Regions from separate parts of the Homo sapiens genome. Here region 1 is linked to region 2. Evidence: chromatin contacts called from ENCODE Hi-C data. All regions are on one chromosome and are shown on one strand. Each heading gives the region's core, a stretch centred on a gene start or an enhancer-like site at or near the end of the contact. The rest is flanking DNA. Distances are from core to core; before and after follow the strand shown.

The links. A loop is a pair of places that touch in the nucleus more often than their neighbours do. Pooled maps may share reads with other maps.
Region 1: a loop to region 2 is called in a pooled map, with 7 times the contacts of the local background. The contact joins the enhancer-like site here to the promoter of VWC2 in region 2. A Hi-C loop is called at or near these places in 11 of 37 single-sample maps with no recorded cell type and 4 of 50 pooled maps.

Annotation. Positions count from the first base shown.
Region 1 is chr7:47,937,634-47,940,333 of GRCh38, forward strand. It overlaps PKD1L1 (polycystin 1 like 1, transient receptor potential channel interacting), which reads right to left. Exons shown (of 57, transcript NM_138295.5): 3 at 2,560-2,684. Among named protein-coding and RNA genes, the nearest start is that of PKD1L1, 9.5 kb to the right of the region's middle. RefSeq lists enhancers at 13-92, 543-712. Within about 2 kb of position 1,303, at least 4 of the 41 ENCODE cell types and tissues checked have a DNase peak (open chromatin) inside an H3K27ac peak, as active enhancers do.
Region 2 is chr7:49,772,256-49,774,970 of GRCh38, forward strand. VWC2 (von Willebrand factor C domain containing 2) reads left to right here and starts at 1,383. Exons shown (of 4, transcript NM_198570.5): 1 at 1,383-1,858.

The sequences.
Region 1 (2,700 bases), core at 53-2,552, 1.8 Mb before region 2:
GCTATGAGGATGGCAGGTCTTGATTGTGGAGTGAAGGCAGAGGGTGAACACCTCTGAGGCTATGGGGTGGCCGGGCTGGCTGCTGGACTGGAAGTGAGATGGAGCCCAAGAGAGAACTCAGAGACAATGCCACTGGGCTTGCTCGGCCTGTGCACACTGAGAGCTTAGGTGGGGTGGGGGCATTGGAGGGCAGGTGAGGGGTGCTGGGAGCCCATCTTGGTCATGAGGCCTCTGTTGACCTTGCATTGACCTGTGCAGCTCTCCTTGTGACAAAATCTCAATCCTGGTGGCACCAGGAAAGCAGGGAGGTGCCCACGGCACAGGAGGAGGGGGGACACTTTTGGCCTACGGGAAGCTGGCCACCTTGTTTCCTACACAGGACGCCTGTCCAGAGACAACGCCCCACTGTGGACATGATTACAAAAAGCAGCCACCATCCCTCAGACTGAGGGCCCAGGGCCTCACTCTGGCTCTTGAGAGAGCTGTTACCAGAAGTAGTTCCAGCCAGTTAAGAAGTTAGTATAGGTTAACCAACGGCCCAGCCCCTCCCTGGGATGTGCGCTCCCTGTGCTGTGGGCCTTTTACAGATTTGTAACTACAGGACATCAGGTGCTTCATCTTTCAGGAGAACAACACAGGAAGGTGTCAAGAAGGCCAGAGTGGGAGCTGAAAGATGCCAGCTCGTGCCTGAGTGCATACGCCTGGCACCTGCCCCTCTTCTGTGACGAGAACAGGGAACCCCTCTGTGGCCTCCCAGAGCAGGACCTGGGTAGATCCTGGCAGTTTCCTGAGGATGTGAAACCCAGGGGCTGAGACAGCTGCATGTACCTACAACCCCTAAAAGGCATGGTGCTAGTGAGCAGCATGGGAGACACAGGGCTTTGCAAGACACTATCCTATAACTATGCCCAATCAGCAAACTGCCCAGCACGTCCAGGAGCTGGTGTATGGCCCTGTGTGACCTTCGCCTGAGCCCACTGGGGCTGTAGAGAGCAGAGCGGCCAGAATGCAGCTTGGAAATGGGTCTCCCAGTCAACCAAAACCAGAGAGCCCCCTGATTGCACATTTCACCAGGACCAAGCCCTTTGGGACATGATGGTCAAATCCTAAAGGCATCGATCTATGCCCAAAGCTGAGGTCCCAGGTGGCTGAACCTTGGAGTCACCTGGGTGGGGTGGGGTTGAAGCACCATCACCCTGAGCCACGCCACAGCATGTCTGTTAGAATCTTCAGAGGCAGGGCTTGTGCATGGTTTTGTTTGGTTTCTTTGACTTTTAAGCTCCCTAGGTGATTCTGCATAGCAGATCTGCACCAAGTGTTCAAGAAGCATGAGGTCTGTTTGCCCCCTTGTGTTTGGAGGTGAGGGCACTAAAAGCCTAAGGAAGTCACTGTATGTGGCTATTTACATTGTGTAATGTGAGAAACGCAGGTAATATCACCTCCCCTCTAAAACACCTCTCCCCAACCTCCTGTTCTCAGAACCATCAGACGCTCATCTTACTAAATATCCTTCCTTGGGAACCTAAAAATGCCTCCTTGAACTTTCGCTGACAAAAGTGATGGCAGAGCAGAGAAAAGCTCCCAAACACAAACACTGTGGGTTGAGATCAAATTCATTTCAATATAAACTCAGATGGATGTGCTACGGAGGGGGTGGTTTAATAACGCTGCTCTGCATGAGGAATACTGAAAAATGAACTGCAGGAGAGTCTTTGCCAAGGACAGCAGAGGTTCTGGGAGCTTCAAAGAGAACTGGCTTCTTTAAATTTGAACTAGAAACGCACAACTCTGGGCTGTCTGTGCATGTCCCTTTGGAACCAATGCTTATTCTGGGTGAAAAGCATGTCTCACTCAGAAGTTTTCACTCTTCTCTCGGACCCCACCCACAGATGTGAGAGTCACTCCTCTCACGCTTCTCCTCCATCTCCAGGGCATTGCCCAGGCCTTCAGACCCAAGCCCTGTTAGCTACTCTGATAAACAGATGCAAGGGAATTCACAAACATCCAGGTAGCCCAGTCTTAATTAATAGGGGTCTTCAACGAGCTCCCCACACTGCGCAAGTTAAGCAGGGTTTCAGTGCTTTGGCTGCTGGAAGCCTTGTCTGTGCTGGAGCCATCTCGGGGCAGCTCCCACTCCCCACCTGGGGGACAGCACCCACTCCCCACCCCGGGGATAGCCCCCACTCCCCGCTTGAGGGGCAGCCCCCACTCCCCACCTGAGGGCTACCCTCCTACTTCCCACCTGGGAGGCAGCCCCTACTCCCCACCTGCAGGGCAGCCCCCACTCCCCACCTGAGGGCTACCCCTCACTCCCCATCTGAGGGCTATCCCCTACTCCTCTGGGCTGGGCTAGCCCTGCCTGCACTTCTTATATGTGGAACTATGCTCTGGAGCTGAATTAAGGCTTTATAAGTCACACTTGCTTCATTGGCACAAACACACATGATAGGAAAACAATCCCTGATGAATTCCTGATGAAACATGGAGGTGCTTTTTAGCTGTACTGTACATGTACTGTATTCAGGAAGAAAAGCCTAATTTCCCCAGATCCAGGAATACCTTCTGCCTGGAAGCTGATGAGGATGGGCTCTGTGATTCCCGGTCTTCTGCCTTTCCATTCAGAGCACACCAAGGACAGCCACACTTCCCATCACTCATAAGAAGCACATGATTAGCATAGACCTCTAGAGAAAAAAAAAA
Region 2 (2,715 bases), core at 133-2,632:
CTAAAACATTAAAAAAAAAAAAAAAAGGAAAAATGAGAGTGAGAACTGAAACAGCAGAAGGGCTCAAATCATCCTGTACATAGAAATCCTCCATCCAGGCCAGGCGCGGTGGCTCACCAGCATTTTGGGAGACCGAGGCAGGAGGATCACGAGGTCCGGAGATCGAGACCATCATGTCCAACATGGTGAAACCCCGTCTCACTAAAAATACAAAAACAAAATTAGCTGGGGGTGATGGCGGACGACTGTAGTCCCAGCTACTCAGGAGGCTGAGGCGGCAGAAAGGCATGAACCCGGGAATCGAGCTTGCAGTAAGTGGAGATCGCGCCACTGCGCTCCAGGCTAGGCCACAGAGCGAGACTCCGTCTGAAAAAAAAAAAAAAGAGAGAGAGAGAGAGAAAGAAATCCTCCATCCAGCCCTGTTGGTTGTGTATGTGTTGGAGGGGGTGGAGGGGCAGCCTTCTCAGGCTTTCAAGGAGGGCTCCCTAGCACCTCAGCTAAGATTTGTTTGTCTATACTATTAAAAGATAGACATAACTGTGTCCCAAACCAGCCTCCCCAGTTCCCACCAGCCAGAGCGCCTGACCTTGCAGGGAAGCTTATCTGTTTACCGTCCGAGCACTTTCAGGGATTCTAAAATGCCGTGAGTGGGAACCACTGCCATGGGCCATTTCCATGAAAATTCAATTTCGGGGATTAATTTGAACAGGTACTATTGACGTTTTCTCGTTTACACAAGATCAAAGAGTAAAAACAACCGGGCCTCTGCTTAACAGTTGAGGATTCTAGCAAAGTTAGGAAACAGGTTTCTATTTGTAGTAGAAGAGAGAGCAGGCAGAAAGAGGAAGATGGGAGCGGGGAGAGATTGGCAGAGATTCAGAAAGTTCGCGCTTGAGATTTTTACGTTTCTTACTCGTAAACGTCTATTTCTCTGGGTTTCTGAATGCAAAGACGAGAAAGTCTCAACAGTCTGCTAAACTAACACGGCCTTCGAATCCCAATCTGAACACAGTAGCTGAAACAAGCTGTCCACAAAGAGGAAAGCCAGAGGGGGCCAATTAGGAAGGAAGAAATTAAAGAAAAGAGAAAAGCCAAGATGAAAGGTCCAGCGCAAAGTGAATGACTCGACTGGAGAATGGCAGCCCTGGCAGGGTCTGCGGCCGGCTGCGGAGGTGGGGACGCGGCCGCGCGGACGAGTGACAGGTTGGTCCGGCGCAGCAAAGGGAGCGGGTGCGGCGGTAGGGCCTCTCCGGGGGCAGCGCGAGGGCCTCCCCCGGGGCAGCGCGGGCCAAGGCGGGGCCTCCAGAGCGGGGGCAGCAGAGGAGGGAGCGGAACGGGAGCCGGGCGGAGGCGGCTGCGGCAGGGGGAGGCGGGAGGCGGGCGCGCTAGCTCCCATGCTGGCCTCGGTGCCACTCGCGCGCCGGCCGCGCTCCGGGCTTCTCTTTTCCCTCCGACGCGCCACGGCTGCCCAGACATTCCGGCTGCCGGGTCTGGAGAGCTCCCCGAACCCCTCCGCGGAGAGGAGCGAGGCGGCGCCAGGGTGGCCCCCGGGGCGCGCTTGGTCTCGGAGAAGCGGGGACGAGGCCGGAGGATGAGCGACTGAGGGCGACGCGGGCACTGACGCGAGTTGGGGCCGCGACTACCGGCAGCTGACAGCGCGATGAGCGACTCCCCAGAGACGCCCTAGCCCGGTGTGCGCGCCAGGCGGAGCGCGCAGGTGGGGCTGGGCTGTTAGTGGTCCGCCCCACGCGGGTCGCCGGCCGGCCCAGGATGGGCGCTGGCAACCCGGGCCCGCGCCCGCCGCTGCTACCCCTGCGCCCGCTGCGAGCCCGGCGTCCGGCCCGCGCCCTGCGCTCATGTATGTAGGTTTGGCGCCGGTCTTCAGGGCTGAGGGTGCATGCTGGGTGTCCCCGCGCGGCCGGACGCGCTCCAGCTGGGTTCAGCCGCTCAGCTGCTCCGGAGGAACCCCCTCCCCCGCCCAAGTTTGTGAATATGGGCGCTTCGCCCAGTGTTGAGGTCGGCAGGGACCGGGCAGGGGGTCAGCAGGGCCGGGCACGTCCGGAGCCCTCAGGGAGGAGGGCTGAGGGGGAGGGGACAGACGCACCGGAGTGCGCAGAGTGGGGGCGTTCGGGGAGTGAGGCGGAGAGAGGCTGGATTGCCGGTGTCCTGCGGCGTCTCGGGCTCTCCCAGCCCCTTTGGGCGGCAGAAACTTTGGAATCCAGAAAGGCTGGCCGGGATCCAGCGAGTAGGAGGGTCTCGCGCCCACTCTGCGCCCTGGGGCCCCAGCCTCCCGCACTGCACACCTTGGTGCTGCCCGGGCGCTTCTGCTCCGCAGCCAGGACACTACAAGACTGAGCGCTGCGGCCGGCGACCTGGCTCCCAAGGCTCGGAGGGGCGGGCCGGCAGAGGAGCTGAAGCCCCGGGAATCCCCGACCCGGCCCTCTGGCAAGGGGCCGAGGGCATCCTTTCATGCAGCGGGGCTTAGAGAGCGGGGAGGGGGCGTCTGCTCCCGAGACGGGAGTCTTTTAAGAAGTTGTTAGAAATGAATCGTGGAGTCCTAGGAGAAGCTTTGTTTAACCTCCCCGCATTTTCCCAGCACAACCCCCTAAAGCAAATGAGGAAGAGTTTCCCTCTTATCTTCCTGTACATTCGTCCGTCTCTAACTCCACTGCTGAATTCTCCATTTAATAACCTTCGGGAAATGTGGCCAGGACC